Regions from separate parts of the Homo sapiens genome. Here all the other regions are linked to region 2. Evidence: read pairs that join two places in POLR2A ChIA-PET (ENCODE). Cell type or tissue: CD4-positive, alpha-beta T cell. All regions are shown on one strand.

The links. Peaks named below come from ENCODE experiments on the same cell type or tissue, not always from the same donor. Only the 100,000 strongest peaks of a DNase experiment are listed, where the experiment ranks them.
Region 1: POLR2A ChIA-PET joins it to region 2 with 17 read pairs; 9 of 35 experiments call an interaction of 5 or more read pairs at or near these places.
Region 3: POLR2A ChIA-PET joins it to region 2 with 10 read pairs; 9 of 35 experiments call an interaction of 5 or more read pairs at or near these places.
Region 4: POLR2A ChIA-PET joins it to region 2 with 14 read pairs; 10 of 35 experiments call an interaction of 5 or more read pairs at or near these places.

The regions. Positions count from the first base shown.
Region 1 is chr17:78,756,282-78,764,281 of GRCh38, forward strand. The region is part of intron 1 of CYTH1 (cytohesin 1); the gene reads right to left. Among named protein-coding and RNA genes, the nearest start is that of CYTH1, 22 kb to the right of the region's middle. In CD4-positive, alpha-beta T cell, no CTCF peak of the experiment used is centred here; DNase peaks (open chromatin) are centred at 2,720 and 3,170; H3K4me3 peaks cover 1,542 bases; H3K27ac peaks cover 6,184 bases.
Region 2 is chr17:78,813,818-78,821,817 of GRCh38, forward strand. It overlaps USP36 (ubiquitin specific peptidase 36), which reads right to left. Exons shown (of 21, transcript NM_001385174.1): 8 at 7,174-7,244; 9 at 6,113-6,195; 10 at 4,850-4,961; 11 at 595-735; 12 at 1-56. Among named protein-coding and RNA genes, the nearest start is that of USP36, 23 kb to the right of the region's middle. In CD4-positive, alpha-beta T cell, no CTCF peak of the experiment used is centred here; DNase peaks (open chromatin) are centred at 3,434, 5,324 and 5,733; H3K4me3 peaks cover 557 bases; H3K27ac peaks cover 4,741 bases.
Region 3 is chr17:78,732,348-78,740,347 of GRCh38, forward strand. All of the region lies in intron 1 of CYTH1 (cytohesin 1), which reads right to left. Among named protein-coding and RNA genes, the nearest start is that of CYTH1, 46 kb to the right of the region's middle. RefSeq lists enhancers at 1,480-1,539, 7,307-7,596. In CD4-positive, alpha-beta T cell, CTCF peaks have their summits at 4,445 and 4,673; DNase peaks (open chromatin) are centred at 3,688, 4,084, 4,574, 5,194 and 1 weaker place; H3K4me3 peaks cover 3,804 bases; H3K27ac peaks cover 3,669 bases.
Region 4 is chr17:78,744,962-78,752,961 of GRCh38, forward strand. The region is part of intron 1 of CYTH1 (cytohesin 1); the gene reads right to left. Among named protein-coding and RNA genes, the nearest start is that of CYTH1, 33 kb to the right of the region's middle. RefSeq lists enhancers at 3,953-4,012, 4,073-4,142. In CD4-positive, alpha-beta T cell, CTCF peaks have their summits at 626 (motif pointing left) and 825; DNase peaks (open chromatin) are centred at 580, 2,780, 3,270 and 3,980; H3K4me3 peaks cover 1,877 bases; H3K27ac peaks cover 7,605 bases.

The DNA of each region.
Region 1 (8,000 bases), 58 kb before region 2:
GCCAGGCTGGTCTTGAACACCTGATCTCAAGTGATCCACTCGCCTCGGCCTCTCGAAGTGCTGGGATTACAGGCATGAGCCACCGCGCCCAGCCAAACTGTACACTTTAAATGGATACCATTTATTCCATGTAAATTATACCTCAATAATTTTTTTAAAACAAGGAGAAGGAACCTGAAAAGTCTGCAGCAAATAGACAAATGGAAATTAATGTGCTCATCATCACCAATTAAAGGTGCTGAAAATGTCAGTTAGTACCCCTAGTTTGCTAATGAGGCTATTTGAAGTCCTTCAGAGAACTGAGTGACACAGTGAGACCCCATCTAAAAAACAAAAAAGAATTTAAAAATCTGTCTATTCAGAACTAAATCATTATTTGAGTGGACTCATCTTCAAAAGTCTTTAACACATTTTGGGGACACAGATGTCTATTAGAAAATACCACTGGGGTGAGAGGATCACTTGAGCCGAGGAAGTCAAGGCTGCAGTGAGCTATGATCATGCCACTGCACTCCAGCCTCGGTGACAGAGCAAGATCTCATTTAAAAAAAAAAAAGCCTTCATAATCACCAGGAGACACAAGGATGCTGAGAGGTTAGGAACACAAAGTTCAACCACTGGCCTATATTCCAATAAACATGGCAAAAATTAGACTAAGATTATTCACAAGGCGGAATTTCAAGGTTTGAATTTTTTTCTTTTTTTTCTTTTTTTTTTTTTTTTTTGAGATGGAGTCTCGCTCTGTCGCCCAGGCTTCCTGGGTTCACGCCATTCTCCTGCCTCAGCCTCCTGAGTAGATGGGACTACAGACGCCCGCCACCATACCCAGCTAATTTTTTCATACTTTTAGTAGAGACAAGGTTTCACTGTGTTAGCCAGGATGGTTTTGATCTCCTGACCTCGTGATCCACCTGCCTTGGCCTCCCAAAGTGCTGGGATTACAGGCGTGAGCCACCATGCCCGGACTCAAGGTTTGAATTTTCAACATAACTTAAGAAACCCTCATCCTTTGGGGGGATGACCGTGAGTGCAGTTTAAAAAAAAGAAAAGAAACCCTCCTATGAATTAAACAGGTCTTGGTTAGAGGTCAAAGTTCTCCTTCTAATTAGAATGTAAGGTACCTGAGAACTCTATTCATGTCTAAATTGCAAGGCCCATAGAGTGTCCAGCTCATTATAGGTGTTCAATAAGTATCTGTTGAATAGATGAATAAAAAACGACCTGGGAAAGAAGCTGCTATAATTTTCCCATTCTAATACATGTAAACACTAGCCGAGGTTCTTAGAACAAAGTTCATTCTGCCAATGCTGAGAGAGGCAGGAAAAAATTTTAATTATATCAGCAACCCAAAAGATTAAAAAAATATTCAGCCGGGTGCAGTAGCTCATGCCTGAATCTCAGCACTTTGGGAGGCTGAGGCGGGCAGACTGCCTGAGGTCAGGAGTTTAAGACCAGTCCGGCCAACATGGTGAAACCCCTTCTCTACTAAAAATACAAAAAAAATTAGCCAGGCATGGCTACTTGGGAGGCTGAGGCAGGGGAATTGCTTGAACCAGGGAGGTGGAGGTTGCAGTGAGCCAAGATCGCACCACTGCACTCCAGCATGGGTGACAGAGCAAGACTCTGCCTCAAAAAAAAAAATTCAAAAAAAAGTTTAAAAAAATAGTAATTCAATGTCAGGAAGGATAAATTAACAAGTATCATCATATACTGGTATGAGGTGTAAACTGATTCACACTTTCTGAAAACCCATTTGGCAGTACATATCAAGAGACTACAAAGTTAAACTCCCTAACCCAGTAAGTCCACTTACAGGAATCTAGCCTAAGAAAATCACTGGAAATGTGAGCAAAACTTTATCCACAAGAATGTTACAGGATTCTTTCTTACAGGAACAAAGTGGAAACTTCTAAATAACAAGACAGGATGATTAATTAAACTATGCTCCATCTATATCATGCTGCCTTTGGCCGAGGCCCCAAGCATCCCTGCATGTCCTTGCTGAGAGTGCCAAACTGCAAGGTCTGTCTTCTTGTAGCTGGCGACATGAAGTTGGTCAAGGAGACTGTAGCATGACATGCCCCCATTGAGGAGAAGAAGCCTGGCCTGTCTATCACTTGCTATAAAAAGTGCTAAGCCCAGGCCCGGTGTGGTGGCTCACGCCTGTAATCCCAGCACTTTGGGAGGCCGAGGCAGGCAGATCACCCGAGGTCAGGAGTTCGAGACCAGCCTGACAAACATGGAGAAACCCCGTCTCTACTAAAAATAAAAAATTAGCCGGGCATGGTGGTGCATGCCTGTAATCCCAGCTACTCGCTAGGCTGAGGCAAGAGAATTGCTTGAACCCAGGAGGCGGAGGAGGTTGCAGTGGGCCGAGATTGCACCATTGTATTCCAGCCTGGGCAACAAGAGTGAAACTCGAAACTCCATCTCAAAAAAACAAAAAAGAAAGAAAAAAAGAAAGGAAAGTGCTAAGTCCTTGGTGGTCCTTGGTTCCTCAGCTGTAGGCAAACCCAATTCATGCATAGACATCATCTGGGCCCATCATGTCACCCCACGAGACTTGAGGTCAGGGGCACCAGCACTTTCATGCTGATATTCCTGCTATTTGCTGTGCGATGTGTACTAATCTGCCTCATTCTGATCCAGTAGGTCTCGTTATCTACTTTCGGCATCCACGGAGTTATGGCATGTGCTTGTGGCCCTAGCTACTCAGGAAGCTGAGGTGGGAGGATTGCTTAAGCATAGGAGATCGAGGTTGCAGTGGGCTATGACAACACCACTGCACTCCAGCCTGGTCAACAGAGTGAGATCCTGTCTCAAAACAGAAAGAAAATTTCCATAATAATAATTTTCTCAATGTTTGCCAAAGTGCTAAAGTAAGAAGGGCACAATTGTAGCCAATCGAAGCCCACTGCCTGAGGTGGCTTCATTTTCAGACTATATGGCAACTGCCCCGAGGAAGGACTAAAAGGTACTCTCCAAAGACACTCTGGGTAAGTGGACGCAGCCTCAGTTCTTCGTAGGTCTCATGCGCCTAGCAGTCTACATCCCAGCGCCAAGCCTCTCTTTCATCCAACGGGGTAGGCAAAGGGGTCTTTTTAGGTTGCTTCCTCACTGTTGTACAGATCAGGGCTCTAAAACTGGCACCTGGCCACTGGCTGCCTAGCAACAGCTGCAACATAAAGAGACGGTATCTCTTAAAAGGAACAAAACAGAAAACCACACAAAGACACATGGGGAAGCTAAAGTGGGTAGGTAGCTATATACTTGGTAGCTATAATAAAGGAGTAAAAACAAAAATCCAAGGTTGGTTATTCTTGCTTCTTTCATCTGTTGAGCCTCTTCTTAAAAACCTCTGTAAGTTCAAAACCCTCCAAGCGGAATACTGAATGGCTTAAAGCAAAACCACATAAATTAGATAGTTACAGCTGAGGAAATGCATTCAACACTCAGCCATCCCTTCCTACAATCATGGACGCACAAATTCTTGTGAAATCATTTTATACACTCAACACGGGAAATGAAGGGAAGCATCTCTGGCCAGGCCAACTCAAGCCAGAGCCTGCCTGTGTGATGTGACCTTGGAGAGAACAGTTAGAGGTTCTGAAGCGTGAGTTTCCACACCTGGGGTCCCCAAATTTAGGGGCATTAGAAGTATATTTGTGTGCATGTGTGTACAAGCATGTGCATGTATGTACGTATTTATTCATTCACTCATTCCTGGATCTGCCCTGGTACGTTTGGTATGGCTAGAGTAAGGAACCAGAATAAATGGCTTTTTTGAAAGATTCCTCCAGGGATTCTGCGGGTTAGTCAAGTATGGGAACCACCATTCTAACCCAAATTTACTAGATTACGAACTTTAAAAGGGAAGGCTAAACAAACCACTTCTGCATGTTCATCTGCCTAGGACATCTGCTACCACAATTGCAAAAGGTGCCCATGTGGAACGGAAAATACATGGTTGAATTTTACAAATTTAGACATATAAAGCTAAAAACTCAAGAAACACTGAATTCCCTCTTTTGACTACTGATGTTTTAATTCTGGCCTCTATCCAAATAGCAGGTTTATATATATATATATATATATATATATATACACACACATACATATATATATGTGTATATATATATATATACACATACATATATATATGTATATATATATACATACATATATATATGTATATATATGTATGTATATATATATACATATATATGTATATATATGTATATATATATATACATACATATATATGTATATATATATGTATATATATATACACATACATATATATGTATATATATGTATATATATAGTTTAAAAGAAAGCAACAACATTCTACTATCTTAAAACCCTCTTTTCTAAACACTAGAAAATCAAAAATCGCATTACAACAGAACTTAAGACTTTTAAATAGAAGTGAAAAAGTAATTTTACACAAAAAGCATCATATACTTATCTTTCTAAAAGTTACAGGTATCAAGTAAGTCTGATGACATCACTTCTCAAAATCAAAATATATCCCAGATGCTCCTCAACTTACAATGGGGTTACTTCCCAATAAACCCATCGTAAAGTCAACCATAAGTCAGAGACAGTCTCTATATATTTTCTTGATAAATGGGATACCCACCTCCCGGGTTCAAGTGATTCTCCTGCCTCAGCCTCCTGAGTAGCTGGGACTACAGGCATGCACCACCACACCCGGCTAATTTTTGTATTTTTTGTAGAGACAGAGTTTCAACATGTTGGTCAGGCTGGTCTCGAACTCCCGACCTTGTGATCCACCCACCTCGGCCTCCCAAAGTGCTGGATTACAGGTGTGAGCCACCGCGCCCAGCCTCGCGATTTCCAAGTTTTCAGTCACATAGCAATGCTACAATAAACACCCTTGTGCACACATTCTGGTACACAACAGCAGTTCCCCACCTTCTGAGTCCCAACTCAAGAGGTTCTTGTTTTCAGATTTCAAGTTTCAGATCTCCAAGGGGAACTAATTCTCACAGGAACTGCTTTTTCTAGTCCTGCTCTAGGCTGGAATGGGGTGATGTGTAACCTATTTTTGTGTTAAAATCAATTGACCTTGGGAACGTGATAATACAGGGAACTAAAAGCACTCACACTACTCAAAGCTTATTAAAACCTCTTTAAAAATCAAGAGGCAGGGGCCAGGCGCGGTGGCTCACGCCTGTAATCCCAACACTTTGGGAGGCCGAGGCGGGCGGATCACGAGATCAGGAGATCCAGACCAGCCTGGCTAACACGGTGAAACCCCGTCTCTACTAAAAACACAAAAAATCAGCCGGGCGTGGTGGCGGGCACCTGTAGTCCCAGCTACTTGGGAGGCTGAGGCAGGAGAATGACGTGAACCCGGGAGGCGGAGCTTGCAGTGAGACGAGATCACGCCACTGCACTCCAGCCTGGGGGACAGAGCGAGACTCCGTCTCAAAAACAAAAAAAAAAGAGTGTTATTTTTAAAAACTTTTTAAAGCTTAAATTCCTCTTATTAGAATGCTATACACACACATTTATACGTTTGAGAAAACAGTAGTCCAAAGCAAGAGCAGGAAAGGGAAAGAACAGTAGTAGTCAGCTAGACATTTGGTTTTGTATCCTTAACATCTATTCTGAGTGGAAATTAAACCAAATGAGCCTTTAACATAAACGTTTGAAAGAGTAACAGCATCTGGCCTGCTTCCTCCATACAATGAGGTGTCCATCATGTGACATGGGGGAAAACAGCAGATTTCTGGAAAAATAATTACCAAATAATGTTGTGCCAACATCTTCTAGAATAATAAACTTCTTTTTCCTATCAAGGTCCATTGTTCAGGGACATTTCCATTACCTGACAACAGGAAAAATTATCTTTACTCTCAGAGTACAAAAACATTCCTAAGAACAGAGAGCAACAACATAACCTTCTGACTCAAGATAGTCTCTGTTCCGGTAATTTGATGACAAATAGTGTTGCTGATCAGCAGAATATAGAGTGGAAAGGGCGGCTTTTTTGCACATGCCTTCCCCTACCTTTGAATTAGGAGCACTCTTCTAAAACTAGAAATGCTTCACGAAGTCAGACAAAGTCTACAAAGTACTGCAATACTTAATACCCATGAGGCACACTTCCATAAGAAGAAAATGATATGCAGGAAGGATTAAACTGCCCATTCTCACAAGAAACATTCCATGGGCAAAGGCACTAAGGTAGATGTATAGATGTAGTCGGCAGGATAATGGTCCCAAAGATATACATGTCCTAATCACTGGAACCTGTGAACATGTTAAATTCCATGGCAAAAGGGGATTAAGATTGCAGATGGAATTACATCTCCTAATCAGCCAACTTTAGAAGAGGGAGATTATCCTAGAGTATCCAAGTGGGCACACGGATTCTTCCAAATGGAAGAGGGAGGCAGGACAATCAGTGTCAGAGTGATGAGAGGTGAGACTCAATCAGCCACTGCTGGCTTTGAAGATGCAGGAAGGAGCTAAGAGCCAAGGAGTGTGGGCAGCCTTTAGAAGCTGGAAAGGTAAGGAAGTAGATCTTTCCCTAGAGCCTCCAGAAAGAAACACAACCCTGCTGAAATACATTTTGGCCCAGTGAGACCCATTCCAGACTTCTGGCCTCCAAACTGTAAGATAATAATGTATATTGTCTTAAGCCACTAAATTTGTGATAATTTGTTATGGCAGCAACAGGAAACTAATACAATGGAAATGTCCGTCCGGCTGCTTTCTGGATGTTTTTAATCTCAAAAAAAGACTTTTGGCCAGGCACGGTGGCTCACGCCTGTAATCCCAGCACTTTGGGAGGAAGAGGTATGTGGATCACCTGAGGTCAGGGGTTCGAGACCAGCCTGGCCAACGTGGTAAAACCCTGTCTCTACTAAAAATACAAAATTAGCCAGGAGTGGTGGCATATGCCTGTAGTCCCAGCTACTTGGGAGGCTGAGGCAGGAGAATCGCTTAAACCTAGGAGGCAGAGGTTGCAGTGAGCCGAGGCCGTGCCAAAAAAAAAAAAAAGACTTTTAATCCCTCTCAAGATACACACATTTATATACACATTTGTCAAACACCTTAATACTTCCTAGAATAAAGTGGATTCACACCACAAATCACCTTACTGTAGGTTATAGAGTAGTCCCTCCTTATCCACAGGGGATACTTTCCAAGACCCCCCACGGATGCCTAGACCACAAATAGTAGTGAACCCTATATACAACATGTTTGTTCCTATACATACATACCTATGATAAAATTTATAAAGTAGGCAGAGATTAATAATAAACTAATAATAAAGAACATTATAATAAATAATAAAGAACAATAAGTTGTTCTATAAAATATGCTGTAATAAGAGTTACGTGAATGTAGTCTCTCAAAATATTTCCTTGTACTATACTCACATATTTTCAAACCACAGCTAACTGCAGATAATTGAAACCATGGAAGGTGAAACCATGGATAAGGGGGAAAGTATGCTAGCCTCCTCTTAAAGAATTTATTTGCTACACTCATCTTTCAAACATAGAATAGGCCAGGCGCAGTGGCTCACGCCTGTAATCCCAACACTTTGGAAGGCTGAGATAGGCACATCACTTGAGGTCAGGAGTTTGAGACCAGTCTGGCCAACATGGCCAAACCCTGTCTCTACCAAAAATAAAAAAATTAGCCAGGCACAGTGGTGTGCGCCTGCAGTCCCAGCTACTCGGGAGGCTCAGGCAGGAGAATCGCTTGAACCCGGGAGGCAGAGGTTGCAGTGAGCCAAGATCCCATCACTGCACTCCAGCCTGGGTGACAGAGCGAGAGTCTGTCTCAAAGAAAAAACAAAACATAGAATAATCATTTTCTTCTTTTTATAAGCTCACAACTAATACCATAAAATAATATTTCCATCTAAATGTCTTTTTTTTTTTTTTTTAAGACACAGTCTTGCTCTGTTGTCCAGGCTGGAGTGCAGTGGCACTATCTCGGCTCAATGAAACCTC
Region 2 (8,000 bases):
ACGTTGCTGGAATGGACCAAGGAATCATTCATCTGGTACCACTGTCCATTGCTTGCCTGAAGCAGCCAAGGATGTTGCAGAAAACAAAACAATCAACAAGCATCCCATTATCCTCACTTTTTAAAAAGGGAATAAAAAATCTGTTAGTTGCTACATTTCCAAACACTATTAATAATCAACAGGTAACAACTTCTATTAAAACGTGTAATATTTTCATAACTCGGAATGTGACCCCAAAGTGTGCTCTGCGTCCCAGTTCCTTCCTAGTGCCCCAACAGATAGGAACTGTCCCTTCTAAAGGACATTCAGGCAGTGTCATCACCATGGCCGATTTTGCCAGGGTTCTAAGGATGGCACCAGAAGCGGCTGCCTCTTCCGTGTCTCCCTGCAAGTCTGAGAACACTAGATTCTGGTGCAACACTTCTGTAAAGGGCATCTTTTCACTCCACGCAGAGAGGCAACAACGAGGACTTGAATACAACCACAAAACATCACACTTTTCACAAAGTAAGTGCTCTACAGAGGCCGCATCTGGATGTGCATGGGTGCTGAAACCTGTCCCAGGAGGCAGCTGCACTGACACAAGCCTCTCACCTTCACGTAGCAGTAATAGTGCCCGGCATGGCAGCTGTAGCCCGAGTGCACCAGGACAGCATAGAGTCCATACATGACAGGATCACCATTATTCTGGGACATATACGGACGTATGTTGAGGAATTCCGGATAGCCTACATCCTGTTTGAAAAATCAAGGAAAAGACAAATAAAATTCACTTTGAGAGTAAAGATCAATTTGCCCTTTCCATCCACAACCACACAAAATGCCCAGCTTGTCTGGTCTTTAACAATTTGGGGGCCGGGCACAGTGGCTCACGCCTGTAATCCCAGCACTTTGGGAGGCTGAGGCAGGGGGATCACCTCGAGGAGTTCGAGATCAGCCTGACCAATATAGCGAAACCCCACTTCTAATAAAAATACAAAAAATTAGCTGGGCATGGTGGTGCACTGCCTGTAATCCCAGCTACTCAGGAGGCTGAGGAACAAGAATCACTTGAACCCGCGAGGCAGAGGTTGCAGTGAGCCGAGATCGAGCCACTGCACTCAGCCTGGGCGACAGAGCGAGACTGTCTCAAAACTGCCCCGCCACAAACAAGAAAAAGACAATTTGGGGCGAATGGGTGTGCAGCAACGCTGTGCAGGAGCTCCCCCAGGCAATGATTAAAAACCAAGATGCTGGCCAGGTGCGGTGGCTCACGCCTGTAATCCCAGCACTTTGGGAGGCCGAGGCGGGTAGATCACAAGGTCAAGAGATTGAGACCATCGTGGCCAAGATGGCGAAACCTTGTCTCTACTAAAAATACAAAAATTAGCCAGGCGTGGTGGCACGTGCCTGTAGTTCCAGCTACTCAGGAGGCTGAGGCAGGAGAATCGCTTGAAACCAGGAGGTGGAGGTTACAGTGAGCCGAGATCATACCACTGCACTCCAGCCTCGCAACAGAGCGAGACTCCATCTCAAAACAATCAAAACAAACAAACAAAGAAAAAACACCAAGATGCTGAGAAGTGAGTCTTCTCCAGCCAGCCTATGGGAAACTTTATTGTCCCATCAAGCAATGCAGGATCTGTTCTTGTCTTTGTCAAGCATCTCCATTAGTTCTCTCACCACCTGGTTCCTAACGATCAAATGAGAAGGGTCACTCATTTTCTTTCCCTCCACTTTACAGGAACATTGTTGGTGGGAGAAAAGGGAGAGAATGCTGGGTTTTAGATCTTCAGAAATAAAAGTGCTGAATTAATATAGCCAACTGCTACCGCAAGTAAGACTTTTAATCAACTGGATCAGAAGAAAGGTCATGCTAAAATGTCTTCCCAAAACTGACCAATTTTTCATAGAAAAAAATACACGCACACATATACATAACATGCATACATATATGCATACATGCACGCATAAAATACATGCACACATATATACATACATGCATACATACATCGTATACACACATGCACACATATATACATACACACACACATATGCATGCATACACATGTACGCATATACATACATGCACAACACATACATGCACGCACACATGCATACGCACACATACACACACATATACACACATGCATGCACACACATATACATACACACACATATAATACGTGCACACACATATATACATACATGCACACACATATATTCTTAGCAGTAATAGTGCCTGGCATGGCAGCTGTAGGCTGAGTGCACCAGGACAGCACAGAGCCCACATGACAGGATTGCCATTATTCTGGGTCATATACAGACGTGTGTTTAGGAACTCCGAAAAACATACGCATAATTTTTTTTTTTTTTTTTAAGAAACACAGTCTCGCTCTGTCACCCAGGCTAGAGTGCAGTGGTACATTCATAGCTCACTGTAACTTCAAACTCCTGGACTCAAGCAATCCTCCTATCTCTACCTCCCAAGTAGCTGGGACTATAGGCACGCGCCACCATGACTGGCCAATTAATAAAAATTTTTTAGGCCGGGCATGATGGCTCACACCTATAATCCCAACACTTTGGGAGGCCGAGGTGGGTGGATCACTTGAGGTCAGGAGTTCAAGACCAGCCTGGCCAACATGGTGGAACCCCGTCTCTACTAAAAATACAAAATTTAGCCAAGCATGGTGGCACACATTTGTGGTCCCAGCTACTTGGGAGGCTGAGGCAGGAGAATCGCTTGAACTTGGGAGGCAGATATTGCAGTGAGCTGAGATGGTGCCACTGCACTCTAGCCTGGGTGACAGAGTAAGACTCCGTCTCAAAAAAAAAAACAAAAAAACCAAAATTTTTTTGTAGAGACAGGGTCTCACTATGTTGCCCAAGCTGGTCTTAAACTCCCAGTCTCAAGCAATCCTCCCACCTCAGCCTCCCTAAGTGCTGACATTAGAGTTGTGAGCCATTGTGCCCAGCCTAAATCATTTTTTTAAACTGAGTTGTGGGATTTGTTGAAATGCATAGATCTTCAGTATATAGATCAAAGAGTTTTGACAAGTATATACTGATGGACATGCAGAACATCAACTAGAAAATTCCCACATCCCAGTCATTGCCCCCATCTCAAATATTCACTGTTCTGATTTCTGTCACCATTAATTTTGCCTGTTCTTAAACGTCACATACCATCAGTCATGTGCCACATAACATGTTTTGGTCAATGACAGACCACATATACAACAGCGATCCCATAAGATTATAATACTGCATTTTCACTGTACCTTCTCTATGTTTAGATACACAAATACTTCCCATTGTGTTGCAACTGCCTACAGTATTCAGGACAGGAACAGGCTGTGTAGGTTTGTGGCCTAGGAGCAATGGGCTATACCATACAGCTGGCTCCGTCATCTACGTCTGTGTAAATGCACTCTATGATGTTCACACAGTGACAGAATTGCCTGGTGACACATTTCTTAAAACATGCCCTTGTGGTTACACGACACCTGAGTCTACGACATTAAGAATCTGCAAACACATTTGAGAAATGCTGACCTAAGCAAGCCCCCACCACTACCAGTGAGGAAACGGAGGCTCAGCCAAGGGTGTCATTCCAAACCACATAACCAGGCTCTCAGAACAGAACTCTAGATTTTTATGAGATACAGACATCTACTGGGCACGGTGGCTCATGCCTGTTATCCCAGCACTTTAGGAGGCTGAGGCAGGCGGATCACCTGAGCTCAGGAGTTCGAGACCAGCCTGGCCACCATGGCAAAACCCCATCTCTACTAAAAATACAAAAATTAGCCAGGTGTGGTGGTGGGCGCCTTAATCCCAACTACTCTGGAGGCTGATGCAGGAGAATCACTTGAACCCAGAAGGTGGAGACAGCGCCACTGCAATCCAGCCTGGGCATCAGAGCAAGACTCTGTCTCAAAAAAAAAAAAAAGAGAAAAAAGAAAAAAGAAACACATCTTCTATGAAAATGCCACTATAGGCCAGGTATGGTGGCTCACACCTGTAATCCCAGCACTGTGAGAGGTCAAGGCATGCAGGTCACTTGAGCCCAGGAGTTTGAGACCACCCTGGGCAACACAGCAAGATGCTGTCTCTACAAAAAACTTTTTAAAAAATTAACCAGGCATGGTGGCATGTGCCCACAGTCCCAGCTACTCAGGAGGCTAAGGCAGGGGGATCGCTTGAGCTTGGGAGGTCAAGACTGTAGTGAGCGCTGATTATGCCACTGCACTCCAGCCCAGGTGACAGAGTGAGACCCTGTCTTAAAACAAAATGAAATTTAAACAATAAAATACCATCGTGTCAAAAGTAGTTTTTCTAAACTCCATATTTCATAAAAAGCCAGAGCATGCAACGGCACCTGTTCTAGACATCAAAAGGACATGGACAATGCAAGTCCCACCGCCCAGTGCTCATCACACTCATCTGGAGAACCCTGAAAGTCCCTGCCAGGACCAGCCCAAGCACAACCAGAAGCTGCGGTAAATCCATTAAGACAGTGGCCCTGGAACTTGACTGTGTATAACAAGCATTCAGGGATTTTGCAAAAATGCAGATTCCTGGGCCCTGTCCTCCAGAGATTCAAATTCACTGGCACTGGGATAAACCCAGAAACGTCTATTTTTAAAAGGCGTCCCAGGTTGCTTCCCCTCTCTGTGACTGTCTTCCCGTCCTGGACAAGGGCGAAACTACAGTCCCTACTTCACAATATGTGTAGAACCTTTAGAACAGGGACAGGTACTGTGTAAACAGCAGCTATCAAACTCGTGGCTATCACTTTCTTCGTGTTATTCTGATGCCGACTGTGGCCCACGGAGCTGCCTGGGATGGTGTCACGAGCGCTCACCTTGGTGATCTTCCCCCCGCTGAAGTTGGCAAAGCGCTTGAGGGAAAGGGTTAAGACGTTGGATGTTCTGTGGATGGTGAAGCGCTTGCTGGCTGGAACCTTCTTCTTGCATCTATGAAGAAGGTGATGAGAAAGATTAATGAATGATTGATTCGTGCTCTGAAAAATGTTGTCTTAACGCTAAGTTAATAACAGCAACAACTGCTCTGTAATAGTGGAATCTTCATCAATGAGATTTCGACCTTCTGCTCCTCTCAAAATCACATTAAGCATGCCTCAAGTAAAGGAAAGCTACCACAGGGAAATAAGACTACAGAAAGTGGGAAGATTCTAAAGCAAAAAAATAAAAGTACTGTACCCACCAGGAAACTAAATAAAATACAGGAAAAAGTTGCTTTGGGCCAACACAGGAAAGAGCAAATTAAAGCAGATGTGGCTGAGTGATAAAACGGGCAGGCAGGAAGTCAACGTAAGCAAAGCTAGAAGATGCGCAAACACAGGGAGAGAAAACAGAAGCAGAGGCGCGCAGCTTGGAGAGCTGCAGGAAACAGACCTAAAGAAGAGTAAAGCAGAATTAAGAATATATTCTTTAGTGCCTACAGCTTTACAAGGACCTAGATATAAAGATATTCAGCCGGCTGTAGTAGTGTGATCCCAGCACTTTGGGAGGCAAGGCAGGAAGATCACCTGAGTTCAGGAGTTCGAGACCAGCCTGGCCAACAAGGTGAAACCCTGTCACTACTAAAAATGCAACAAATGACAAAGTAAGAGTTCTATCTGCAGAAACGGAAAAATGTCCAAAACCAGTTAAGTAAAAAATGAAAGCCAAAGAAAACACTCCTTAAGAGGCAAGAGAGCAGCTGGTTGGGCACAGTCCCTGGGGCGGCCGCCCGGTGCCAGCCAGTGTGAACTGATGTGAGCTCGTGCTCTGCCACGTCCTCTTGGTGTGGCCCCATGGCTGGTCACTTCACTTCTCTGTGCCTCAGTTTCACCATCCCTAGCAATGGGAAACCACAGCCCCTACTGCACAATATATGCGGCATCTTTAGAACAGGTATGGTGTAAACTGTAGCTATAAAAATCATAGCTATTGCTTCATTCGTGTTATTTAGAAGTTTGAGTTTTTAGGACACACATAGGTTCCTCAAGAAATGCGAGCAGCGGTCACCGCTAAGGAAGAGTGGGTGGGCACAACACTGTCAGGTGAGGGGACTTATTTCCCGTCTGGTATCAGTCTTCTGCCACAAGCAACGTGAAACTTACTTAGCACACATGTAGGCATTCTCTCCACTCAGGACATCTGCTTTCACAAAAAGTTCCAGAGCACGCACAATATTCGCAGCTTGCTGAGGAGGACAAAAACAGGGAGTAAAATACACAGCAGAGGAAAAAGGCTGATTCAAGAAATGCCAAATTTAAGGTCTTTTTTAGGCTGAGGCAGCAAATCACAGAACTTAGACTCGCATAAAAATTTGCCCACTAGCTGCCAGATTGGGACTCCTTCTCCAGAGACAAGAAATGAAAGCAGCCAGGAACAGCGGCTCACGCCTATAATCCCAGCACCTTGGGAGGCCGGGGCAGGAGGATCATTGAGGCCAGGAGTTTGAGACAAGCCTGGGCAACATAGCAAGACCCCTGTCTCTGCAAAGAAATTTAAAAAATTAGCCAGGCGTGGTGGTGCATGCCTGTAGTACCAGCTGTGTGGGAGGATCACTTAAGCCTAGAGGTCAACACTACAGTGAGCTATGATTGCGCCACTGCACTCCTGCCTGGGCCACAGAGCAAGACCCTGTCCCTCAAGCCCCTATAAAAAAAAAGCAAAGCAAAGAAATGACAGCTGCAGGTCTGCCATGAATCAGTCACTTTTATCAGGATGATCTTGTAGCTGGACCTGCTCTGGAGCTTGGGTTGGCCCAGCAAAGGCAGACCACCCTCCCGCACCCTGTAGCTGCAGCAGGATGTGCGACAAAGCCAAGGCTGCTCTCCCAGGTGAGGCCCACAGAGCCACCAAGCTCCAAAGGCTGCACGCCGCCCAGAGCACACAACAGACTCTCCTCAAGCCCTGGGGACAGCGTTGTTCCTGTTCATGCTTCAGGACACAAAACCCAATTTTACCATTTTTTTCTTTAAATAAAAGGATACGCTTAGGAAAAACTCTAGAAAAAAACAGGTAAAGACAATGGTCTGTACTGCAAGGCGGCAGGGAGCAAAGGAGTTTTCTCCCTATCTATTTTGATCTGATGCCTTTACTGTTCTGCGGGTTCTGTTTCACCCTCTGGCCTCGCTCTCCTACTGCAAAAGTGAAGGGCAGGACAGATCTGTACCCGGATCTCCAGCGCGACGTCCAAGTAGGGGTCGTAGGTGTCCGAGACGCTCTTGCACACGGAGCACTTCACTGCAACAGAACAGAGGCAGTGGAGCAGGTGGGGCCTGGCAGAGGCACTCCCAGCTCCCAAGACCGAGACCCAGCAGGGAGGCAGACTCTCAGCAGGGCTTTGGCCAAAGATGAGATTCCCACTAGCCCCTGAAGCATCCTGGTGTCCGAACAGAGAGCTCTCTTTCACCACTGAAGTTCACAAAGATGGATGTCAATATCTTTGCACTCACAGGGCCCTCCCTGCCTGGACTGCTGACCACCACGTGCGGTACTCTCCTGCTGAGGGAGAGCAGAGGGAAGAGCTGCCTCCTCCCTGCACGCGTGCACGGCACTTCCTAATGAGAATATATATATATATATATATATATATATATATATTTTTTTTTTTTTTTTTTTTTTTTTGAGATAGAGTCTTGCTCTGTCACTCAGGCTGGAGTGCAGTGGTGGGATCTTGGCTCACTGCAACCTCCACCTCTTGGGTTCAAGCAATTCTCCTGACTCAGCCTCCCAAGTAGCTGGGATTGCAGGCATGTGCCACCGCGCCTGGCTGATTTTTGTATTTTTAGTGGAGACGGGGTTTCACCATGTTGGCCATGGTTGGCCAGGCTGGCCTCGAACTCCTGACCTCAGGTGATCCTCCTGCCTCGGCCTCCCAAAGTGCTGGGATTACAGGCGTGAGCCACCACACCCAGCCCTCGTGGGAATATTCTAACAACTGCTCCAGTGGCCAGGCGGGCCAAGAGTCTCAGAGGAAACCATGGCTCAAGACCTCAG
Region 3 (8,000 bases), 81 kb before region 2:
CTACACAAAGACTCAGATAATGGATAAGGGTCAGCTTTCTTCAGAGGGGCAGAATCCAAGCCCTTGTTTCTATTCACCTTCATTAAGAAGAAAGGGCAGTTCTAATCCTCTGTGTAATACCGTGAGCATTCATCTCTGGTGTACTCAACAGGAAAGCCTATAAAATTCAAACCAGAGTGAATCCTCTTCAAAACTTGTCACAGCAGATGGTGATACAGGTTTCTTGCTATGATGTGTGCTTTGTACAATGCCAAACATGCTCCTGCTTAAAAATAAAGATGTAACCATTTCTGATTCTGCAAAATACAAAATCCATAAGGAAGGGAGTGAGAAATATCTAGGGGGATATGAATTGATAGTTACAGCACCTCAGGTCTTCCTGCAAACACCACAACCTGAGCAACTTGTCCAACTAGAGACTACCACAATCACATGGCACGCATTAAAACATGGGATAACCACCGGGCGCGGTGGCTCCCGCCTGTAATCCCAGCACTGTGGGAGGCCAAGACAGGTAGATCACGAGGTCAAGAGATAGAGGCCATCCTGGCCAACATGGTGAAACCCTGTCTCTACTAAAAATACAAAAATTAGCCGGGCGTGGTGGTACGTTCCTGTAGTCCCAGCTACTCGGGAGCCTGAGGCAGGAGAATCACTTGAACCCGGGAGGCAGAAGTTGCAGTGAGCCAAGATCACGCCCAGCCTGGCAACAGAGTGAGACTCCATCTCAAAAAAAAAAAAAAAAAAAAAAAAAAAAAAGGATAACATGGAAAGTTCACGTCAAGGACAGCATTTTAGAAGCAATCTGAAAATCCAGTGTCCCACTGAGGAAGCCTATACTTCATTCTATTTGGCATATTTTCCTACAAATAATACTAGTTTATACACACATGCTATCTTACAGCTTAAAATGTTTTCTCATTTCCACTTTTTTAAATTTTCCAACAAAGCTCAACTGTAACTCTGCATATTTCCTGACAATGAACTATACACTGTTCTCATCAGTTTACAGGTAAGATAAAGACTCAATGAGTACAAATAATCTACCTCGGGTACACTACCAATAGAGCCCAATTCACATTCCGGTCACCGGCTGCATCCTCAGCTCTTTTTTTTTTCTCTTACTGAAATACACAGATTCACTTCAGCTCAGCGTTTACTGAGCATCTGCCATAGGCGCAGCCTGTGCTTGGAGCTGGGATTTAAACAGCTCCAGTCCCTGGCCTGCACAGAAAGTGAAGGCCAGTGGGGACAGGCATGTAAGCCCGTAGCAGCAGCACACCCGGCCACAGCGGCCAAGTGCAGCAAGTACTCACAGAATTCCAGGCGATGCCAAGAGGCTTCAGAGGGGCCAACCTGTGAGCCAGAACTTGAAGGACCAACGGATTCCCCAGATGGACAAGAACAGAATGGTGTATACCAAGCAAGATAAAGTGTATGGAAGTGACAGAGGCCAGCAACAATGGGCACACCACAGGGCAAGGCCCAGGACACAGCAGGGCTGAACTGGCACCCTGAAGGGGGCTTAGTGTCTGCCTGTGAAGGGCCTCAGGTCCCACACCAAAGATTTTGGAATCTATCCCAAAGAGATGCCAAAGAGAGAGTTCAAAGGCAAATCAAGGCCGGGCACAGTGGTTCACGCCTGTAATCCCAGCACTTTGGGAGGCCAAGGTGGGTGGATCACATGAGGTCAGGAGTTCAACACAAGCCTGGCCAACATGGTGAAACCTCGTCTCTGCAAAAAATACAAAAATTAGCCGGGTGTGGTGGCATGCACCTGCAGTCCCAGCTACTCAGGAGGCTGAGGCAGGAGAATCGCTTGAACCCAGGAGGCAGAGGTTGCAGTGAGCCAAGATTGCACTCCAGCCTCGGCAACAGAGCGAGACTCTGTCTCAAAAAAAAAAAGGCAAATCAAGGGGGACTGACATTAACAAGATTAAATAGCTAAAAATAATAATAACTTATGGCAGTTAAGAAAATAGTGCCCAATTAATTAAACTGGTTAATTCTCACTAACACACATATACAGAATGAAAACTGACGAATGTATGTACCAATGTACCAATGTACCAGGTAAAAAAAAGCTTTTTTTTTTTTTTTTTTTTTTTTTAGAGACAAAGTCTCACTCTGTCACCCAGGCTGGAGTGCAGTGGTACGATTTCGGCTCAACGCAACCTCAGCCTCCTGGGTTCAAGCTATTCTCCTGCCTCAGCCTCCAAGTAGCTGGGATTACGGGCTCCTGCCACCACACCCGGCTAATTTTTGTATTTTTAGTAGAGACAGGGTTTCACCATGTTGGCTAGGTTGGTCTGGAACTCCTGACCTCAGGTGATCCGCCTGCCTGGGCCTCCCAAAGTGCTGGGATTATCAGTGTGAGCCATCGCGCCCAGCCAGAAAGCAATATTTTTAACCTAAAAATTGTGGGTTTGAGATTAATGCAGCAGAAGAGTCTGACTTCCTTAAAGAATATTTTCAAAAACCCCCACATACCCTTTCTTAGGCGTGTTCTTTAGGGCGTAAGTCTAGTTAAAAGCAGCTCTATGGAAAGCATAACTGACTCTTAACTTCTGCCCTCCCCTGGGATCTCAGGGACCTGCCAGAGGAAACTCCATTTGTCCCCCTCCTTTTACACCTACCTAAATGCCACTCTGTCTCTCACGGCAATGTCTAAGGGCATCTATTTTAGCAGTGGTTTAAAGGGCAACACTGCCTTCAGTCCCAGGTGACAACACAAGGAAATACCATGGGAGGGGGTAAGGGAAGCGAAGAAGCACCAGTTCTTTAAGGTTACTTGGTCAAAGCAAAGCTGTTCAGTAATTCTACCTCTAAGCTCCCGGCCCCTAACCTCATGCCCCACCCCCATCACTCCCACTGTTGATTAGGGTAGTTCATGTTGACTTTTGAAGCCTCCAGGATAAAAAGTGACTATTACACAGCACCTCCGGTGGGTCTGAAGCTAGGCTCACCCGGAAGGACCAGAAGCAAGTAAGCGTGAGGGACCATGGCCAGGCCCGGCTCACTCCTGCTGTCCCAGCATAGTCACTAGTGTCCTCTTCCACTCTCAAAAGTGTTCCCTTTGGAACTAGATCTTGGCTAGTGTGGACTCACCTTTCAGTTAGAAAAGCACCAAGCAGGCAGTTCAGCCCTGGCCTGGCACGTCCCCTCACTACTGACCCCTCTTCAGATACAGAAGTATCGTTATGGACACCTGTGCATGCTTCCCTCCCAGCGTCCCCCACGCGTGCTGCAGCTTTCAGTGTCGCCCGTGGACACTGTCCAGGATCATTTGCACTTAGAGGTGGGGCTTTCAAATGTGCTTTATAGTGAACCAGAGTGGGAAAAGCCTAAAGAGGACACCCAAGTTTTATTACAACTTTCACAAAATCCACTTGAAACATAGCCAGATATTTATTCCAAACTTAAAAATATCACACATTACCAGCTACAACCCAGTACGCATTTTACTATTTTGTCTTGCAGCATTACAACACCACCATCTGATAAGGTGCCACAATAAAATACAATAAAACACACACACATCCACAAACACAACTCCTGTGTTGACCCAGGGCTTTAAGACACAGCTCTTCAGCAGAATCTCTTGGGATTTAGAAGGCACAGCTTGTCATCCCATTACTCATAGCTCCACTGTTTACAGTACAGGTGTGGAGCAGATAAAGGAAGTTCTACAGACCCTGCCCTCCCAGGCTTCAAACAGTCCTCACCTAACAACCAAAGGGAGAAGACCACATCGTCTTTTCCCTTAGACACATTTTATTTAACAAAACAAGTACTATTTATCCCAAATCTCACTGGTTCTTTCAATCCGATCTCTAATGTCTTTACTTTTTAGTATCAGATTCTTTCTGGATATTTGTGGAATTCCCAGAAGTTCTGACCAACTGTTATTTTGATACAGGAAGTAGACACAATCACCAAGTATGAAGTGGAATCTACCAAGAAACACCCAAGGCGGAACTCTAACGAAAGCAAAGATTGGAGGAGAACTTCTTTGGTTTAAAAACACTGAGTTACCTTAATATCTCTCTCTCTTCTCGCTCTTTCTCTCTCTCTCCTCTCTCTCACTCTCTGACACACACACACATACACACACACACACCCGAGAGAGCCTCAGCTTCCTAACCACTAAGAGACTATGCAGTCTTTCTCCTGAAAACAGTAAGATAAAAACCAGAGTCTAGGTTGGTCCTTAACTCCTCCCCAAAAGGCTCAGTAAACTATCCTCACAGGATTTCACATACTAATGAAAAGAGATACCTAAAACTCCACTCCATATACCCCAAGCCGCATCAGTCCCGGCCGGGGGCTGCGGCTTTGACTCACCGTCCTCCTCTTCGGTTTTAAGGACCATCTTGTTTCCTTACAGCGGGACACGAAAAGTCCGTTCTGTGCTTCCAGGAGAGCGGTAACTTACTGGGAGCCAAGTTTTCCTGTGGGGTCTGACTGGGAGGGGCCGGGGATACCTGTGAAGCTGTCCAGCCACTAGGGCAGCTCAGAGCTGCTTCCTGAACAGACAGGCAATGGCTGGCTGCACGCCTGGGCCAATCAACCTCCAGCCTCCAAAGAAGCGGCACTCCCAGTCAGTGCCACCACCCAGTTCCTGAAGTCGAGCTCAAGCACCTTCCGAGTGTGTTAACCATCTGCTTCCCTGAAAGCAATCTTACACTGGAGTCAAACTAGTTTAGTAGCCACACTTCTAGTCTTTTCTCAAACTCAACCAAAGTCATAGCCAGGACTCACTGCTGTTTTTCTCTTCACTTTCAAGTACAGTTGTCCCTTGGTATCCAAGGGGGACTGGTGCCAGGAACTCCGATGGACACCAAAACCCACGGATGCTTGAGTCCTTAATTATTTGCACATAAGCTACACAAATCCACTCATATACTTTAAATCATCTCTAGATTACTTCTAATACCAAATACAATGTAACTGCTATGTAAACAGCTGTTATGCTATATTGTTTAAAGAAAATGAAAAGAAAAAAGTCTGTATGTATTCAGTACAGGTGTGACCTTTTTTTATTTTCCAAATATTTTCCATCCACAATAGGTTAAATCCATGGATGGGGAGCCCATGGAAAGCCGACTACATTTTCTTAAAATGGAATCATTAAAATCCCTGGTCCCCTCACAATGAGATAATAGCCCATTTCCCAAGAGCATGACTAAGAGATCGTAATCATTACAGCATGTTATGAGGTCACAGGCTAAAAGCAGAAAGCAGATATTAGAGGCAAAAAAAAAAAAAAAATCCAAGGGCCAAACTCCCAATCTAAGTTCAGTTTCATCTCCATTATGATTTCTAATATGCTGCACCCAAAGATTCTTGCCTGCACAGTCCTATCATGTTCATGACACATATTCATTGTTGAAGATTAGAAAATAGTAACAAGGAAAAAAAACACCTTAATCCTATCACCAAGAGATAGCCATTGGTGACATTTTGGTAGACATTTTCCAGACTTTTGTTATAAGTATTATATATATTCTCTCTCTCTTCTATAGATACACACACACACACACACACACACACGATATTTTATATGTCGTTTTATAGCTACTTATTTTTACTTATAACATTTTTTCATGACTGTAAATGGACATCTATCACATTTATTATTCTTCTCAGTCTAGACATAATATTTAACCAGTCCCATATTGTAAGACTTCTAAGTGATTTCCAATTCTTCTACGTATCTCAATACACGTGTGCACACGTTTCGGCACATCTCTTTAATTATCTCCATAGAAAAAAATTCTCACAAGTAGAACTGCTGGATCCAGACATAGCTTCCCACCTCATCATCGTAATAGATAACATTTATTGCATGCTTACTCTGTGCCTAGCTTGATGTGACCTAACTCATCTAATCCTGAAAACATCCCATGGGGTGAGTGTCCTCGCCATCCCCAGATCACAGATGAGGATGCTAGCACCCAGAGACGTTGCATGGCTTGCCAAAGCACGAGACCTGGCTGCAGAGCCCATCCTCCGCACCCTGCTCTCTGCTGGACTCCCAAACCCCTCTCCTATTAGTCTTCATTGTAAATGCAAACACCTGCAGCAGCTTTGCAGGAAGTGCTAGACTTTGGCCAAGTCTCACTGGGGAGCTGGGAACACACACATCTACAGCAAGACAACGGGGCGCTGTCTCCAGTCAGACTCTGAAGGTGCTGACATGACTCCAGGGCAAAGACTTCATCACATTCTCTTCTTTCTTGCCTAATAACAGTTGAATAAATACATATGCATATATTTAAAAAAAAAAAACACTTTGTTTTGTAGAGGCAATTAATATAAACCCAACGTGTCACCTTTTGGTTTAGTATGTCAAAATCACAGTTGTAAGTCCCAGCCTGCACCATTTCAAAACCTATGTTTAATGATTCCCAAACAGCATTTCTATCTTCTGGTATCAGGTCTGATTCACAGCCAGTGATCCCAACTTGTAAGAGGGCAGGTCACTTCTATTTTCTCCCTACTGTCAAATGGTATAGCGTTTCTCTGGAATAGACACCCAAAGGCAGAAAAGCTGGTCATGAGGCCTGAGTACTTAAAGCTTTCACAGATGCTGCCAAAGTGCTTGCCACGTCCCTGATGGGACCAAACTTAACTTCTGCCAGTCAGACAGTGGGAAACGGTTTCTCGTTGTTGTTGGTCATTTGCACTGACCTGATTACTGATGATGCTGATTATCTTTTCGTAAGTTTGAGGTATTTCCTCTTTCATGAATTGCTTTTTCAAAGCCTTTGCCCACCTTTCTATTGCTTATCATTTTTTAAATGATTTGTAGATTACAAATCCTTTGTATGAAATGTTACAAATATTTTGTCATAACCAGTCACTTGTTTTTAAAAAGTTTTTACAAAGATAGTTGTATCTTTTGTCTTATCTGTTTCGTTCAACATTCACTGAGCACATTAAGTGCCAGCCACTAGTGAGACATCAGAGGACTAAAGAGACAAAATGCCTGCCCTCGTGGCGTCTCCACTCTAACGAGATGGGAAAGGTGGGGAAACAAGTAAGTAAAATATGCAGTATGTCAGAAAATAAGTACTGTGGAGTGGGGGAAGTGGAAGTGCAGTCAGGGAAGGCCTCTGCTGAGAAGGGCCAGGAGGCTACTGTGGCTGGAGCAGGAAGAACAGTGTAGGGAGGAGTGGAAGATATGGTCGCAGAGGTGAGGAGGGTGGTAGGCGAACTGCATGGGGCCTTGGCAGCTATTTTAAGGACTCTGGTTTCCATTCTGGGTGAGATGCATAGCTGCTGCCAGGGTTCTGAGCAACAGAGCATTTTGTGGCTTCCTTTGTAACAAGACCACTCTGGCTGTGGGGAAGAACAGACTGGAGACAGCCAGCACAGGAGCTGGAGACCAGTTGGGGGGCTGCTATAGTCATCCAGGTGAGACGGGTTGGCGGCTTACTTGATAAAAGTGGCCATATTCTTGCTATATTTACTTTCAGGGTACAGCCAAGGATGTCCCAATGGAGTCCACGTGAGGTGTAAAAGAGAGAAGTCAAGGGTGACTCCGAGCTTTCTGGCCTGGCAAGTGAAAGAATGGAGCTGCTATCTTTTCTTTTTTTTTTCTGAGACTGAGTCTCGCTCTGTTGCCCAGGCTGAAGCGCAGTGGCGCGATCTCGGCTCACTGCAACCTCTGCCTACTGGGTTCAAGCAATTCTCCTGCCTCAGCCTCCCGAGTGGCTGGGATTACAGGTGCCTGCCACCATGCTGAGCTAATTTTTGTATTTTTAGTAGAGGCGGGGTTTCACCATGTTGGCCAGGCTGGTCTCGAACTCCTAACCTCAAATGATCCACCCACCTTGGCCTCCCAAAGTGCTGAGATTACAGGCGTGAGCCATTGCACCAGGCCTGGAGCTGCTATCTTCTGATATGCTGCCAACCAGGTCCCCCATCTCCACTCCCCACAGCCTCTGCCTTAAAGGCCCCATCATTCCTTCCACCCACCCATGGCCTCACAGGTC
Region 4 (8,000 bases), 69 kb before region 2:
GGTATGCATCACAAAGACTGATCTTATTTAGTTTCTATCAAGAAAATCCATGACCAGTTCCATAACTTGCCACAAAACTGAAAAACTGTGTGGTTTTGAGTATGTACATTTTGGGGATTTTTCTTTCTGAGAAGGGGGTCAAGAGCATTGGTCAGATGCTCAGAGAGGACCCTTGAGCCAGGACTGCAGTCTCCTGTGCACCGTGGAGCCTGGGAGCATTGGGAAGACCTCGAAGAACTCTGGTTCAAGTAATTGCTACTTTCTGGAGGCAAAAGAACAGTGCCCCTTCAGGACCCACCATCGCCAACCTCACCACAGCCCTCGGAGGCATCTGGAAACATGTCAAAAAGACTTTGGAAAGTATTAATTTGACATATTCATGATGATAAGGTAAACAGAAATAACCTCCTCCATAAAGACAAAGCAGAAACAGCACAATTTACAAGCGAGAAAGAATAAGAAGAAACCTGAAATTGAAATAAACTTCACACTACTCCTAGAAGTGGTTGCTACAGTAGTTTTAAACGCCCTTTAAAATAAAGTCAAAAATACTGAATGTCATAAATTCCATCTGTGCTGCCCTCTGCTGGCTACATGAAAAGATTGTTAAAAGATTGACATAGAAATTGCACCAAAAAATTCCATTACCTGGCTGGGCGCAGTGGCTCACCCCTGTAATCCCGGCGCTTTGGGAGGCCGAGGCGGGTGGATCACAAGGTCAAGAGATCTAGACCATCTTGGCCAACATGGTGAAACCCCGTCTCTACTGAAAATACAAAAATTAGCCAGGCATGGTGGCACACACTTGTAGTCCCAGCTACTCGGGAGGCTGAGGCAAGAGAATTGCTTCAATCCAGGAGGCAGAGGTTGCAGTGAGCCGACATTGTGCTACTGCACTCCAGCCTGCCAACAGAGCGAGACTCTGTCTCAAAAAAAAGAAAAAAAAATTTCATTACCTTTTGAACATATATAGGGAGAGGAGAGGCAATTCATGTTCTACCCAGCGCATGTGCCAGTTCCTATGTGTATATTCACCAGTACTGATTTCCTGAAAGGGCTTTGTTAATATCAACATTGGTTTGCCCTTTGTCCACACACACTGGCTAATTTGAGGGATAGTGATAATAGGCTTCTACTATACAGGCAGACATAGGCAAAAAACTATATACACAATAAATAATAAGTAACATGCTAGAAAGTGATGGGTGCTATGGGGAAAAGAGAAGTATGTGGCAGGGGGTGGGGTCAGGTATTGTTAAGTTTTAAATAAGACGGTCAGAACAGGCATCACTGCAAAGATAAAATTTAAACCTCAGTTACTTCTTCCTCAACTCCTCCAAAAAAATATTCAGGATTCTCTTTTCTAAAATTCTGAGGTATACAAAATACATGTATATTCTTCTCTGAACCTCCTCTATTCCTCACCATGTAGACTAATGAAATTACGCAACACCTGCAAGATTTTATTACAAAGGCCACTTTCCCACAAGGAGACCCGAGCTCCAAGACCCACAGTGACAGTGCGGCGACCGAGTTTCCTACTTCCTCTGTCTTCCTAGGGTAAAAGTATCACTACATGGTAACCTGAGATTCTCTTACTTTCCATCTGAAAGAGCCTAACACTTTTAGAATGCCGACTCTCCCATTTTCTAGCTGCTCTTCACATATTGATTTACTCATCAGAGTAATAATTTGAAAGGCCAGGTGTGATGGCTCGTGCCTATAATCTCAGCACTTTGGAAGGCCGAGGTGAGAGGATCACTTGAGCCCAGGAGTTCAAGACTAGCCTAGACAACATAAACAGACTCCGTCTCTACAGAAAACTAAAAAATTAGCTGGCTGTGGTGGTGCGTGCCTGTAGTCTCAGCTACTTCAGAGGGCGAGGCAGGTGATGACCATCTGGGCTCAGGAGGTCAAGGCTGCAGTGAGCTGTCATCACCCCACTGCACTCCAGTCTTCGTGACAGAGTCAGACTCTGTCTCAAAAATAATAATAATAAAAGTGTACACTGATTTATTAAAAAAAGATTTGACTCTTTACCATGTGTTCATTCTAAATGATGTCTGTTGAACTGTGCCAAGCACTATGTTAGCCAAGAGCTAGACCTACAAAGGTCAAGAAAACAAAGTATCTCCCTCTTCAAAACACAAGAGTTCATTGGAGGACACAGGTAATGGCAGCGCCAAAAAAAAAAAAAAAAAAAAAAAAAGAAAAAACTACATGGCATGCTAAGGATCAGGCTCTGAAGGCCCAGAGTATGCCAGGCTCGTAGAGTAAGAATAGAAAAAGTCCCTGGGAGGGGTGGGAAGATAGTGGCACAGGTATACTAACGAGGGGAGTGACTTTTAAGAAAATGCACACTCTCAGCAGCATTCTCTGGTATTTAGGAAGAGATCTGGGGAGACTCAAATACTGCACTGCGGTCCCAATCTTGAAGGATCTAGAGGTCAACATCTGCGGGGAGGAGGCACTGTCTGGGAGAGGCAGGACATTTTTAGAGAATACTATTCAGTGATTTTAGCATGTTCACAAAGTTATGCAACCACCACCACTATCTAATTCTAGAACATTTTCATCATCCCCAAAAGAAAACCCCATACCCCATAGGAGTCACCCCCATTCCCGCATCCCCAAACCCCTGACAACCACTAATCTACTTTCTGCCTCTACAGATTTGCCTAATACATGGCCTTGTGTGACTGGTTTCTTTCACCTGGCACAATGTTTTCTATGTTCAGCCATGTTGCAGCATGTGTCAGAACTTCATTCCTTTTTATGACTAAAGAATCTTCCCTTGTAGGGACAGACTTCATCTTCTTTACCCACTCATGAGCTGATGGCATCTGGTTGTTTCCACTTTGGGGTTCTTATGAAAACTGCTGCTATAAGCACGTAAAATTTTGTGTTGTATAGGATCTTTAAAACTATATCTATGTTCCACTTTGATTAAAATAAATTTCACAGTATTTTTGGCCCTTGAGCCCCTATGCTCGGGTCCACTCTCACACTGTGGAGTGTACTTTCATTTTCAATAAATCTCTGTTTTTGTTGCTTCATTCAAAAAAACAAAATAAAATAAATTTCACAATATTTTCTACTTTTCTGAACCCTACCCATTATTCAAAGTCCAGCTCTGCAGCCTCCTCCCATCACATGGCTCTCTCACTGTCCGCCACTGCACCCCACACACCGGAAACAAACTAAAGATGCTGACCCACATTTGTGGTAAGTTTCACCTCTAAACATTCTCTGATTCTGAGAGCTACGAGTCCTATCATCAAAAATGAAAACTCTATGGAACCAGCTTGGCGTGGTTTTACTGGATCACTGAGTAGTCATGCCAGGTGTCCCGTCAGCTGGTGTAAGTATTGATCATCCTGCTGTGTGATTAACAAATAGTTTCAACACAGTCCTGGGTCAAAGGAAAATGTTTACACATCCAACAGGCCCAGGTTACTGTAGGGGACAACAATGCCTAGGTTATCAGGAAAGCTCACTGTTTAACTGGATTCAAGGAATAAATTATAAGCACCAGCCATTTAATGATAAATACAATTGATCTTTCTAGTACTTTTATTACTTGAGAGAATACAGGAGAATTGTCTGAAGAAGGGGGTAAGGGAGATTATTCAATTAATTCATTGGGTTTTCTGTATACTTCTAAACCAAATTCAGTTAGGAATTTTTACCAAAAAATTCCAGCCTTAATTCAAGGATGTTTATGAAAGCAAAGTTCTCTGATCAAATAAGAGTAAGTAAAAACGGGTGGGCGGGAGGAGTGTGCTTGCTTTTGTCCCTTGTTGCTTTGGAGATCTACTTTGATACAGGAGCACTGCAGATCCCCTTCCTGTTTCCTTTGCTCTCCTGCCTTACTAATTATATATCACCCCTTCCTTGCAAAACCACAAGACCAAATGTTACAAGTTACAAAATTGGTGTACTCCACCCATCCTTTACTCAGCTGACACAGAGCAAACTGAACCAGCGCGGTCCTGCCACAGCCCTGAAGACGGAACCATCACATGACAGAGGAGCTTGCGAGAAGGGCCCAACACACCCACATACTGTGTGAGGCAGAGCAAAGGTGGCAGCAGTAAGACCACCAAGGTCAGCCAGTCCAAACTTCTTGATACCTGTTATTGATTTAAAAACAAACTAGGCCAGGCATAGTGGCTCAGACCTGTAATCCCAGCACTTTGGGAGGCCAAGGTGGGAGGATCACTTGAGCCCAAAAGTCTGAGACCAGCCAGCACTTTGGGAGGCGAAGGCAGGCAGATCACCTGTGGTCAGGAGTTCAAGACCAGCCTGGTCAACATGGCGAAACCCCGTCTCCACTAAAAATATAAAAATTAGCCAGGCATGGTGGTAGGCACCTGTAATCCCAGCTACTCGGGAGGCTGAGACAGGAGAATTGCTTGAACCCAGGAGTCAGAGGTTGCAGTGAGCAGAGATTGTGCCATTGCACCCCAGTCTGGGTGACAGATTGAGACTCCATCCCCCCTACAAAAAAAAATTTAAAAATTAGCCAAGTTTGGTGGGTGTGCCTGTGGTCCCAGCTACTCAGGAGATTGAGGTGGGAGGATTGCTTGAGCCCACAGGTCAAGGCTGCAGTAAGCTATGATCATGCCATTATATTCCAGCCTGGGTGACAAATTGAGATCCCTGTCTCAAAAAAATAATAATAACAAATAAAAATAAAAAAATAAAAAAAAACCTAACTAAGCAGAAACCATTGTTTAAAATCTAATTATCTTGCTTTAGAAGGCAGGTGGTTTCAGAAAAAAAGAACTCTAAAACAATCTATTTTTGAAGTGTTTTTTTCCCAAGATTTTCTCCAAGCTTTTACTTAATACATTGTTCAGATGTTTCTCTGCCCTAAAAAAAAAATTCCCTTACAGTTCAAAAAATATTCCTAACAGGTTTAGAAGCAGTCCTCAAATTGCAGAAACTACTATTACCCAAAGAAATACCAAGTGCTCCTAAAATAATACCACATACTTATTCCACAAAATATTTCTTAGCCTGCTCCCTCTGGGTCTGAAAAGGATAGCAAATCAATGGCCAGGGGGTGAGAATATGCTTCTCCACGTGCCCAGAAGGAAGGGAACATGAGATATGGGTGCACAGAGTGGCATCAGCTACGGGAAGCTCATGTGGCATCCAGGCAAGTAATTCAGTGGCCTCCACTAGCACATCAGCAGCAGAGATGCAGAAAAACAGATTACTTCAAGATGCGTTTTGGAAGTAGAATAAACCATACTACTAATGAACTGGATAGGCAGAACAAGAGAAAGGGAAGGCTGATATCAAAACATTCAAAACATTTGATGGGAACACCTATGTGAGCGGATATGCTATTTCTCAGGTGGGGTGAATAAAGAGGGACACAGCACCAGGGGCTCTGCTGTGGCCATGCCAACTGTGAGAGACCCTGTAGGTATCCCCCAGGAGATGTCAAATGTGGCACTGGGATGTCACAGCCTGAAGTTTAGGGGTAGGAAGAGGGCTAAGCTATAGCTGATTCTTGCTATTCAAAGTAGTTATTGTTTAAAAAGTTGTTGCTGTTGCCGGGCACAGTGGCTCATGCCTGTAATCCCAGCACTTTGGGAGGCCTAGGCGGGTGGATCACGAGGTCAGAGTTCGAGACCAGCCTGGCCAGCATGGTGAAACCCCATCTCTATGAAAAATACAAAAATTAGATGGGTGAGGTGGTGGGCGCCTGTAATCCCAGCTACAGCTACAGGCAGGGAGTATTGCTTGAACCCGGGAGGTGGAGGTTGCAGTGAGCCGAGATCACACCAATGCGCTCCAGACTGGGCGAGAGAGCGAGACTCCATCTCAAAAAAAAAAAAAACAAAAATAGTCATTGCTAACACTGAATTGGAAAAGACTAAACCGTTGCTCCTAGGGGAAATACAGGTTAGGTTCCTACAGACCTCTGGTCACACTTTTGTCAACTGAACAATACATAACCTTGTTTATATGGGTTTCTGTTTAAAGATGGCTTATTTAATATATATTGTTGTGTTTTGTTTTGTTTAAGACAGGGTCTCACTCTGTCACCCAGGCTGGAGTCCAGTGGTGACATCCTGGCTCACTGCAACCTCTACCTCCCAGACTCAAGCAATCCTCCCACCTTAGCCACCTGAATAGCTGGAACCATGGGCGCATGGCGGGGGGACATGGGCTCTATTTTTAGTAGACACAGGGTTTCGTCGTGTTGCCCAGGCTGGTCTCAAACCCCTGGGCTCAAGCAATCCACCTGCCTCAGCCTCCCACAGTGCTGGGATTACAGATGTGAGCCACCATGCCCAGCCAACTGTTGATTCATTAACATTGAACTCATGGCCAACAGCACTGTAACTCATTCCTGAGCAAAGCTTCGCTAACATACTATATTTTCTCCATAAGGCACATCATGGCCTCTTGTACTTAGGAACAATAGACAGAAATTCAGCATTATGATTAGGGGCTATTTTAAAGAGCAAGTCACCAGCAAAGGCACAAAAATACAAAAAAAAAAAAATGTAATGCTAAATAGACCACATAAAGGTCATTTGTTTACAGTATGAGGGCTGAAACAAGAAATCAGTCACCTTGTTTCACAGTGGCTGGAAATGTGTACACTGAGCAAACTGCATTTTTCACTGCTCTGTGAATGTCCAGAAATGACCACGAAAGGACTACCTTTGGACTGATTTGCGGGTTACAAATAAGCTTTAGTGAGTAGGAAAATTCATGAATACAAAATCCACAAATAACAAGGATTGACTGCATAAACGAAGAAGGAATCAGAGTACAGGTATCTCTCTGCTATTGGTTATATCAAATGATAATTTCATCTTTTTTGTTTTTTGTTTTGTTTTGAGACGGAGTCTCACTGTGTCACCCAGGCTGGAGTGCAGTGGCATGATCTCGGCTCACTGCAAACCCGGCTAATTGTTTTGTATTTTTAGTAGAGACAGGGTTTCACCATGTTGGCCAGGCTGGTTTCGAAACCCTGACCTCGAATGATCTGCCTGCCACGGCCTCCCAAAGTGCTGGGATAACAGGCGTGAGCCACCGCGCCCGGCCTCAAATGATAATTTCAAATAGTCTAGTTCAAAGATCCTATTACTGGGAAAGAAACGGAGAAATTTAACCTATTTTACTAATTTGCAACATATTTCCTAGATGTTTGAAATAAGGACTCCTCCATCTCCCTCTCTTCGCCAGTTACAAGGCTGATCATATGATCTCCATGTTCAGATTTCTTTTTCTATTTCTAGTAGGTTTAGAGCTTGTGAGGAAAAAGGGAAATGTTAGTTATTACTCTTTTCCACTGTAAAGGAGTTTTTTAATAAGCATTTTTATAGAGATTTTCATAGAAATTACCTTTAAAAAGTACCTAATTGGAGTAAAATCTCTACTATCAATAAAGAGTACCAGGGCTACAGGGATAAACAATGCTGCCGATCATCTCAGACAGGACAGAGAACTTCTTTTTTTTGAGACAGAGTCTTGCTCCGTCACCCAGGCTGGAGTGTAGTGGTGTGATCTCAGCTCACCACAACCTCCGTCTCCTGGGTTCAAGTGATTCTTCTGCCTCAGCTTCCCGAGTAACTGAGACTACAGGTGCGCGCCACCACGCACAGCTAATTTTTGTATTTTTAGTAGAGACAGGGTTTCATTATTGGCCAGGCTGGCCGCAAACTCCTGAGCTCATGATCCACCCGCCTCAGCCTCCCAATGTGCTGAGATTACAGGCGTGAGCCACTGCACCTGGCCAAGAGAGAGAACTTCAACAACGTATTTCAGTTTATAATCTTAACCATGTAAATATAAGTAAGGTCACACACCTCATATCACAATGTGATTATACAGATTAAATACGATACTGAAAATGTTAAAATGCCTAATTAAATACAAAGCCATAGGTAGTACTATAACGCATGAATTTTGTTGTTGTTTAGTTCAAGACTAGTCCTGCCAAGACATTCATAATCTTGGGAAACAGGACA